3 separate regions of the Homo sapiens genome follow, and all the other regions are linked to region 2. A link is a contact called in ENCODE Hi-C data. All regions are on one chromosome and are shown on one strand. Each heading gives the region's core, a stretch centred on a gene start or an enhancer-like site at or near the end of the contact. The rest is flanking DNA. Distances are from core to core; before and after follow the strand shown. Region 1 overlaps PTPRG (protein tyrosine phosphatase receptor type G). Region 2 overlaps CFAP20DC-DT (CFAP20DC divergent transcript). Region 3 has its middle 21 kb from the start of ARHGEF3-AS1.

The links. A loop is a pair of places that touch in the nucleus more often than their neighbours do. Pooled maps may share reads with other maps.
Region 1: a loop to region 2 is called in a pooled map, with 9 times the contacts of the local background. The contact joins two enhancer-like sites. A Hi-C loop is called at or near these places in 3 of 37 single-sample maps with no recorded cell type and 4 of 50 pooled maps.
Region 3: a pooled map shows a loop between it and region 2 (17-fold over the local background). The contact joins two enhancer-like sites. A Hi-C loop is called at or near these places in 5 of 37 single-sample maps with no recorded cell type and 6 of 50 pooled maps.

The regions. Positions count from the first base shown.
Region 1 is chr3:61,893,196-61,896,499 of GRCh38, forward strand. The region is part of intron 2 of PTPRG (protein tyrosine phosphatase receptor type G); the gene reads left to right. Among named protein-coding and RNA genes, the nearest start is that of PTPRG, 330 kb to the left of the region's middle. Within about 2 kb of position 1,921, at least 16 of the 41 ENCODE cell types and tissues checked have a DNase peak (open chromatin) inside an H3K27ac peak, as active enhancers do.
Region 2 is chr3:59,384,795-59,387,962 of GRCh38, forward strand. All of the region lies in intron 5 of CFAP20DC-DT (CFAP20DC divergent transcript), which reads left to right. Among named protein-coding and RNA genes, the nearest start is that of CFAP20DC-DT, 300 kb to the left of the region's middle. RefSeq lists an enhancer at 1,379-1,438 and a silencer at 1,609-1,668. Within about 2 kb of position 1,602, at least 2 of the 41 ENCODE cell types and tissues checked have a DNase peak (open chromatin) inside an H3K27ac peak, as active enhancers do.
Region 3 is chr3:56,917,726-56,921,023 of GRCh38, forward strand. It overlaps a transcript of ARHGEF3 not described here. Among named protein-coding and RNA genes, the nearest start is that of ARHGEF3-AS1, 21 kb to the right of the region's middle. Within about 2 kb of position 1,571, at least 3 of the 41 ENCODE cell types and tissues checked have a DNase peak (open chromatin) inside an H3K27ac peak, as active enhancers do.

The DNA.
Region 1 (3,304 bases), core at 671-3,170, 2.5 Mb after region 2:
AGGAGATAGCATATTTTGGGAAAGTCAGTGTGTCTGCAAGCTGCTGAAAGATGTTCTTGTAGACTTGTTGAAGAATTATGAACTGCAGGATGCCAGTTTTTGAAATCCCAATTCCTTTGGTAATAAGTATAAAAATAGCCACTATAAATTGAGCCCCAGGTACTGTTAAACTAACTTAATTCTCATAAGAACCCCATAAGGTAGTCAATGTCAATATCTCTTTTTAGCATTTTGGGCAAAGTAGATCCAGAGTGATTACCCAGAGTGATTGATTATTGACTGTAGGTGGAAGAGCCCATTATCTACCGTTAGCTTTGGTAGTCTTAACCGCTATGGCGCAGCTGCCTCTGCAGTTTGGATGGCTCATACAAAAATCCACTTGAGGACTGGGTGATACTTTTTTTGGTAAGACAGGTTTTCTTTCATCTAATGAGGTATGTTTTGGAGTCTTTATGTGAAACATTTTCTTCTAAACCATGATTATTAAGGGCAGGAGCTACGTCTGTGTGTTCACCATTTTATCATCAGGCTTTCAGTGGTGTATAATAAATATTTGTTGATTGGACTTGGATTCTTGAGCGGGGGCATCCAGTTGGTATGGTTAGGGAACTTTTAAGAGAAACATTTCGTTTATGCAAACAACTCTTAAAGGATGTATCTTTCAAACATTTCTTTGGTGCTGGTCAGGTCACTTACTACTGGGCTAATAGGAGTGGTGGTTTCCTCCTTGTTAAAGTTGTCTGTTACCTGAGAGTATTTGGGACTGATAGAGAAGCTGGTGGTGGGGGTGTTATTTGCAGAGAAAGCAGCTGGCACTAAGTTTACAGGCTAATTAGAAATGGTCACGCCTCTAATCCCAGCACTGTGAGAGGCTGAGGTGGGCAGATCACTTGAGGTCAGGAGTTCAAGACCAGTCTGGTCAACATGGCAAAACCCCGTCTCTACTAAAAATGCAAAAATCAGCTGGGTGTAGTGGTGCGTGCCTGTAATCCCAGCTACTGGGAGCTGAGGCGAAAGAATTGCTTGAACCTGGAAGGTGGAGGCTGCAGTGAGCCAAGATTGTGCCACTTCACTCCAGCCCGGGCAACAGAGCAAGACTCTGTGTCAAAAAAAAAAAAAAAAAAAAAAAAAAAAAAAAAGGTCAGCTTTTATCTTATCTGGTGCTGGAGGAGTTGGAAACTATTTAAAAGAGTAACCAAATTTAATCTGAAAAAGATGGTTTACTCTGTTGGCAGCTGAGAAATAAAAAGACTGGAGTAAAAATTGGAAAGAGTTCATTAGTAATAACAAAACATTTATTTTTGGGATCCATGCTATGGTTTTTGACAGTCATCTCTTATTTATTTTCATTTTTCTAACAGCTCTTAGGGTGAAGAACAGTCATTAATTCCCCTTTACAGATAATAGAGACTTACTAAAGGTAATCGCCTAACTTAATGTCACCCAGATATTAGATATTAAGTGTCAAAACTGTGATTTCAACTTGGGCTTTATGGCTCCAGCAATGAGGCTCTTAAAACATGGTCACAAAGAAAACCTTCTTCCTTGGGATGAATCAGATTTGAGAAGATCAAGGGAGTAACAGCTACCTTTGCCCTTGGAGATCAGATCCACTTAGTAGCTCTAAGTTATTAATCTTGCTTTTATTTTTTTTTTTAATTGTATGTTAGCGATCCTTTTGTTAAATGCAATGCTAGCATCCCTCTCTGTCAGGAGTTTGAATCTCAGCACCATTGATATTTGGGGCCCCATAAGTCTTTGTTGTAGGAGGGTATCTTGTACATTGTGGAATGGTTAGCAGTATCTCTGGGCCCTCTGCCCCCATAGCTGTGACAACCAGTGTCTCCAGATGGACGTCGTTAAACATCCCCTAGGGGCAGAATGGATCCCTGATGAGAATCACTCCTCAGCAGGAAGAAGACAGCAGTAAATTATAAACAGGTAAGTGTTCTAACAGGGCTTCTGAAACTCATGCGTATGAGTCACTTCATAGCTTGTCACAGTGGTTTTTTCAAGCATTACTCTGACTTAGTTGGTCTGGCTGGGAGCCAAGGGATCTGGAAAGTGATTGATGCAGGGTGTTTCTTGGACCGTACTTTTAGGGGAAGTAGCCACAAAGAGCTGAACCTCACACCCTTTCATGTAAACTTCCTGCTTAGCAACAGAATAGAGTACCTTCATGGTTATTAAAATGCTTTTCTCCTTGTCTTTTTATTTTTTCTTAGATCTGCTGGCCTATCTTGCTAGTGATTAAGTTTACAGTTCAGCTAATCATTTGCTCCAGGTTTCCGAGCTTGTAAAATCGCATGCTGTGCATATAAATGTATAGGATTTTGACCTTAGAAACTGAGGAGCAATTATCCACATGTCTTAAGACAGAGTAGGCCACCTTTTGACTTTGAAAGTATCACCAGGAGGGCATTTTATTTTTGAAAGTCAAGTTTTGTGTTTCGAAATATGTTTGTTGGGCTTCTTGGTAGCAGTTTAAGTTTTATTGTGATTAGGGGCTGAAACAAGTGATAAAAAATGAAGTTTCCTATTTAGTGATGTGATGTCACCTGTTGCTGCAGATGAGAGTTGGTTCTCTTTAAAAATTTGAAAGTGATACCATTTATATTTCAGGATTCTCACCATGTAATTTCTCTCTTCTGGCTATCAACCTGCACTTTTTAAATTTAAATTTTTATTCAGATTGTAGGTTCACATACAGTTGTAAAAAATAATACAGAGATATCACTTATATACTTTGCCTAGTTTCCCCAAAGGTAGCATTCTGGTAAAACTATGGTATATCACAGGATATTGATATGGATATAGTCCACTGATCTTCTTCAGATTTCCTGATTTTAATTTATACTTATTATGTGCATTATGTAGGTGTGTGCATGTGTGTATAAATTCTATATAATTTTGTCATTTGCGTAGGTTCATGTATCCACTATCCCAGTCAAGATACTGAACAGTTCCAATACCATAAGGATCCCTCATGTTTCCCTTTTATAACCACGCCTACCTCCTCCCTCCTCCCATCTCTAACTCCTAGAAACCTCTAATCTGTCTTCATTTCTAAAGCTTTTGTCACTTCAAAAATGTTACATAAGTGGAATCATACAATATTTAATCTTTGCAGATTGCTTTTCTTTCACTTGGAATAATTCTCGGGAACTCATCCATTTTGTGTATATCAGTGTTTGTTCTGTTTTATTGTTGAGTAATATGCCAAGGTGTAGATGTGCCACAGTTTAACCTTTCACTTATTGAAGGATATCTGGACTGATTCCAGTTTTTGGCTATTACAGATAAA
Region 2 (3,168 bases), core at 352-2,851:
TGATGAGGCTGGTGAGAATTCTGTGGTGTGCTTAAGAGTCTTCTGGGCATTTGCTAAATCTAGTCAGATTCTAGGACTCAACCCCAGAGAATCTGATACAGCGTTTGAAGAGGGGACTCTGAAATTTGCACAATGAAGGTTCTCCTCAGGTACTTACAATGTAGAGGCCTTTCGCACTAGACTTCAAAACACACTGCCAGAAACATGCCCACAGAAGAACCGCTAACGACTTAGTGATATGGAAGGGGGGCAGAGAGGTGCTGGGAAGAAAAGGACATGGTCCCTGGTGAGGGTTCCACCCCCGGCCGGTGCCCACGGACCTAGGTGAGAAGAGGGACTCCTGCATTTGTGGCCAAATATTGCATTTCCCAGGACCACCCTGGCCTGCCACACTGTCATCCTGTGCCTATAAAAACCTAGAAACCCTAGCAGGCAGACACAAAGGTGGCTGGACGTCAAGAGGAGCACATCAGCAGAGGAACACATGGGTGGCTGGATGTCGAGAGGAATGCACCAGTGTAGCACAACACCAGCACACTGGCAGGCCATCGACTGGCAGAACAATGCGGAGTGTGGCTGAGGTGGTTGGAAAAGAGTCGGGCGGCCAAGCGGCCGTACTCCACGGGAAAACCATCTCCCTTCTGGCTCCTCCATCTGCTGAGAGCTACTTCCATGCAATAAAACCTTGCATTCATTCTCCAAGCCCATGTATGATCCGATTCTTCTGGTACACCAAGGCAAGAATCCCAGGATACAGAAAGCCCTCTGTCCTTGTGATAAGACAGGGGTCTAATTGAGCTGACTAACACAAGCCACCTATGGATGGCTAAACTAAAACAGCACCCTGTAATACACACCCACTGGGGCTTCAGCTGTAAACATTCACCGCTGGACACTGCCGTTAGGTTGGGGCCCCACAGCCTGCCCGTCTGTGTGCTTCCCTAGAGGTTTGAGTGGCAGGGCACTGAAGAAGCGAGCCACACCCCCATCGCACGCCCTGCAAGGGGGACAAGGGAACTTTTCCTGTTTCACTAGGATTGACCACTGGGAAAATGCCACTCATGGGAGATGAGACAGCAGCCATCCAGTCACCAGAGAGCTGTGATATCCAGTCACCAGAGAGCTGCGATATGGACAAGCATGGGATTTGTCCTGGAGCCCCAGGGGTCAAAACAGAGCCTGATGGGTAGAAATTCCAGGGAGCAAATTTCCATTTAATATAGATGAGTGCTTTTCTAAGAATTAAAGGTGTCCAAGTGTGGCCTATGTAGCTCCAGGGGAAATGAACCTTCCAACTCAGGAGAAATTTAAATTTGTCTGTCTGAGTGACCTCTGGGAATTTTATAGAGAGGAGATTATCGCATGCTCTTAGCCCCCAATGGCACCCGAATTACTCTTATTGCCATTGCTTATACCTTTAGGTCCAGTGTGTTCACTCTCACAGATATTTGTTACCCATTTACTCAGTGCCTGATTCTATGAGGATGAAGCAGGAAAGTGCTCTGCAAATCCAGGACAGAGTGTGATTTTCGCAGATGCTGTTATTAGAAAAGAAAATGTCGGGTTTCACTTTCCATATGGAAAGAGGTAGTAGGTATTTCTGGTAATGAGAAGAGAGGGAGGGATTACTCATTGGAAGAAAGAGGTAATGAGTAAGCTAGTTCCGCTTTGAGAAGAAAAATGCTTTCACAACAGCTTTTAACAGATTGATTAAGCAAAGTTTTCGTTTTGTTTCAAATAATTATTTGTTTTTCTGCCTTTCTCTTCAGAGCTGTGAAATTCTAGACGTCTCTTAGAAATAAAATGGGTTGCTACACACTTATTTTTCTCAGCTCTATATACATTTCTCCTTCTTCTTTGAAATTTGTGGCCACCATTAATGTATATAGGATGTTCTCATTTTGATTTTCAGTTGAGACACTGCAGACTTTTATGAGGGATGCTTTGGATCAAGCAAGAGACACTGAGTAGTTTCCTTCCTTCCAAGATTTCAAAGCAACAGCACCATATTGAGTCTAAACTCAAAGCCTTTGTTCAGAAGCCAGCAGCTGGCTACTCACACCAAGATGGCATTGGATGTTTTTGGAGTGGGATATCCAGGTGACATTTTAATAAAAGCTTTCATGGGCCAATTATTTAATCTATAGAGTTTTATAATTAGCTGACTTTGAAACCTTATTAAACCCCATGTGCAAGATCATGTGAAATTGTACCTCAAGTTTGATTTTTCTTTGTTGTACCCCTCTTCTCTCCTACTTCCTTGATAGTTGCTATTTGTTTGATATTTTTAAAAATTTCTTATTGACACACAGATCCATCCACAAAACAAAGTCATAAAGGCACCTTGATCTGTAAAGTGTTCTGAGTTTCTTAAAACTCTAGTACAGAATGAGAGTCTCTAGAAGGTAGAAGGCCTAGTTTTGGAAGTTGCCATCAGCATTGGATTTTTGCCGAATAGTGCTATATATGTTCAATAATAAAGTTTTCTGTTTTTGTCAACTATTTCTTATGGAACTATTCTCTGTGATGCTGAGGTTACAGAAAAATATCATTTTTCTGTCACTGTTGGTGTTCTTCAGGACCTCACTTTTAAATAGATGTCCTTTTGAAACCTAGGTGGTTATGTGCATCAGAAAAACACCTTATCCTGTGCCCCATTGGGTGACTTGGACAAAGTAACACAATTTTGGTGGGGGAAATGGTACATATTATGTTTCATAGGAGCCAGATTCCAATAGTAACCATCTGACCCTTGTGATCCTATGTTTTCAATTTTCCTATAAAAGAACGCAACAAACAGTGCTGCTCAAGCCTATTTTTCTATTAAGTGTTCTTTGATTCGTGAGTTGCTGGGTAGATTTTCCATTCTCAGTGTTAGAAGACACGAACATCAAATACTTTTCTCTTAGAGTAACTTCTCATGCAACTGTCTCATGGCATATGCTAAAAGAAAAGAAAGTTCCTTACGTATGAGTACAGAGAAACGGAGCATGATTTTAACCTTGGTTTCAGGTTTTGTTATTTAGTCTTTTTGACTTGAATATGAACTCAAGTGTTTGCTAATTAAAAGAATAAACACAGCAGCCATTGCTCCGCCAAAATACGTTTATCGAGTGCCTATCTTGTGCACAGTCCTTTGCTAGGCTCTGTTTATATAACATATCCTAT
Region 3 (3,298 bases), core at 321-2,820, 2.5 Mb before region 2:
TCAACAGCAAGGCAGTGCAGAACTACAGGGTATTTTGGAAGACACCAAGTACTTTAATAGGTCTGGAAGCTGAACTGACAGGCTTGGGTCTTGCTTCAAAAAGTGTGAGGGAATCACACCTGCTTAGAGAAAGGAGGAAGTGAAATCACTGTAAAAAGCCTTACGCCTTTCAGGCAAGCATCTGGGTCACCATGGAGCTAGCACCTGGAAGCACTCGGTAATGAGTGTCAGATCAAATGACAGTGTCCACTGAGAGGTGGGTTTCAGATTGTCCTTGGGATTCCCTATTTCCTAAAGCCTGACTCCCCACAAAGCAAGCTGGTTAAGTGGTGGCTGGTGGAGGGGTAAGGGCAGGTATTCCTAAGGCGTCTTGTTCCAGCCTCCTACACAGGAAGGGTCCTAAATTTGAACAAGCCTGTAAACAACTTGAGATTAGCTAGCTTTGGGGACAATTCAGCCGATGAAGAAAGACAGTGCCCTGGGAAATGCGGGAGGCTCCATCACCCAGCCATTCCTCTCTTGGAGTATTTTCTGACAAGCCACTTCAAGGAGTCCCAGCAGCCAAGGCCAGCCTCACCCCAGTAAGGATTCACTGGAAATGTGAGACGACCAGGGCATTGTACGTTTTATTTCTTTGGAGAGGAGGAAGGAAACATTCACATGAACAAATCCTAGAATGATTCAACCTAACTTCCGGCTGCTGACTGAATGGGAAAGAAGAACTGAAACCCGTGGGCTGCAGCACTTCGTGCAAGAGGTGAAACTTGAGGGGCTCCAGGGCAGGTAGCAGTGGAGCAGGGAGGGGCAGAGAGAGGGCCAACAGATGCCCTGGCAGGGGAAAGGGATGCAAGCCTGCAAAAAGGAAGCAAAAACAGGGCACGGCCGTCTCCTCTGATGCCCTTGCTCTGACCAGAAGCAAGAACTCCCGGATTGAAATGGGTCCATGAAGAAGGCACTTCAAGAGGAGAATTTCAATAGTAAGAGGCTCTGATCCGCAAGGTCCACGTTCATTTTGAGCTTTATAATGGGATATCAAAAGGAACAGGAGTCTTCTCTATGGCATCTAGGATACTACTAAGTATTCAAACATGTTTATGTATTGGTTTTTACATTTTAATAGTAACATAGCATCACTGTCACACATTCGAACCACACAGAAGTATACACATTCAAACCACAAAGAAGTATATAAAGTAAAAAGTGAGTCTTCCCAAAGGCCCTACTTTTTTTTCTATCCCGATCCCATTTGCTGGATGCACTGGTGTTAAAAAGCCAGACGTAGACAGAGGTTCATAAACCCAAAAGGATTTAGGAGCAGGGGTCAGGTACCTGAAAGAAAAGGCCAGGTGGGCACTGGGGCACCACTGAGAGTTTTTGTCTTAGGTCAGTTCCAGCTTTTCGGGTTCCTAAGGGGTTAATCATCCAGGGTGAGCAGACATTCTAATTTTTTCAATAGAAGCCTGAAATTCAGGGTTTTATGTAAAATCTCTCAATTTGTAAATGCTGGCAACTATTCATCACCATAAGAAGTACTGTATGGGCCACATAACACAGTTGCTGGCTACATTTGGCCCAGGGGCCACCAGTTTGCACCCTCTGGTGGTAATCCTTCCAGACATTTCCTTCTGTCTAAAAACACGAGTTGCTGGGTGTAACATCTTATTTTTTTCAAAAATAGAATGATAACATTGTTCTACCACTTGCTTCTTTTTTCATTTAACATCCAGGGCATCTTTCCCTGTCACGCACATTTTTGACCTCTTACTGCAGAGCATGCTATGGTATGGAAGGAAATTAACTCATTTAGCCACCTGCCCTGTGGACATTTAGCAAATACGAAAGATACACTTGAAATGTCACTTCTCATTGTCCATTCCTCTTACCTCTGCCAATGTTGATAACTCATGATGAAAGTGCACCTGTGTGTGGATATTAACATATCATACAGCCACAATTACTGAAACCACAGCGACTAAGGATTTTTTATGTTTTAATATGAGCACTTACCATGTATTTTCCCACGTGATCCTCACAACAGTCCCAAAGTAGGCCTTATTATTATCTTTCTTTTTGCAGATTTAAAAAAACTGAGACTCAAAAAGGTGGTGTACGCCTACCCATGGCACGTGGCCTAGAGGTGGTGAGGTTGGTCAGGAGTGGGGCCTAGCAAGCTTACTTCAGAGCTCCTGCTACAAGCATACAGCCCTCAGAAGACACAGCGAGAAACCTGCTCTGGGATATTCAAGAATCTGACATATTAGAGCACAAACCACTAGAGAAGGATCGCTAACAATGGGACAATTCACTTGCCTCTTGGAATGAAAAGCCTCATTTTAAAGCCCTTCTTCATACTCATCCAACATAAATTCTACATAGATTGGAGAGAAATGTTAAAAGGGGGAAAAAAACCTACAAAATTCTGGGGGCATAGGTTTTCAGGGTATGGTATTTTTCTTTCAGTATATAGAGTTGAATCATATATTTATACACAGGAAACTACCTATAGGGTGCCTACGATGCAAAGATGAACCCTGTTTTCCCACAGCTGGTTAAATAACCAAACTGGTAACAACCCCTCTTGTTGGGCTCTAAAGAGATTAGCACCAAAACTGGGACCTAACTAAGGTGTCACCAAAAGTGTCATGGTATCACTAGAACCAGAACCATGTTTCCTGTGTTCTTGTTCGATATATCTGAGGGTATTTTCTGTTGAGAAGTTCCAAGCAATTTCCTTACCAAAGATATTATAAGGAACATACTCGTCAGGGTTGTGAGAATTTCATTTACATAAAATAAAATATTTAGATTTTAGCAGAATTACTTCTTCATTAAAAGTTGGCAAGCAACGATGATTCTTTCCATTTGAACTTTATCCTGGTTCCTTAATGTCTTTCTTATTTGTACTTAACAAGCCAGAAATGTCACAAAATCTTACAGTTGGAAAGGGAATTTCAAGGTCTTTAAACATACCCCATTTGATACTTCAAATTTTAAAATTCCACAAACTGAATTTAAAAATAGGTAGTAAAAAAATCTCATGGCCAAGGCCGGGCACGATGGCTCATGCCTGTAATCCCAGCACTTTGGGAGGCCGAGGCGGGCAGATCACGAGGTCAGGAGATCAAGATCATCCTGGCTAACGTGGTGAAACCCTGTCTCTACTAAAAATACAAAAAAAAATTAGCCAGGCGTGGTGGCGGGCACCTGTAGTCCCAGCTACTCAGGAGGCTGAGGCAGGAGAATGATGTGAACCTGGGAGGCGGAGCTTGCAGTGAGCCGAGATTGCACCACTGCACTC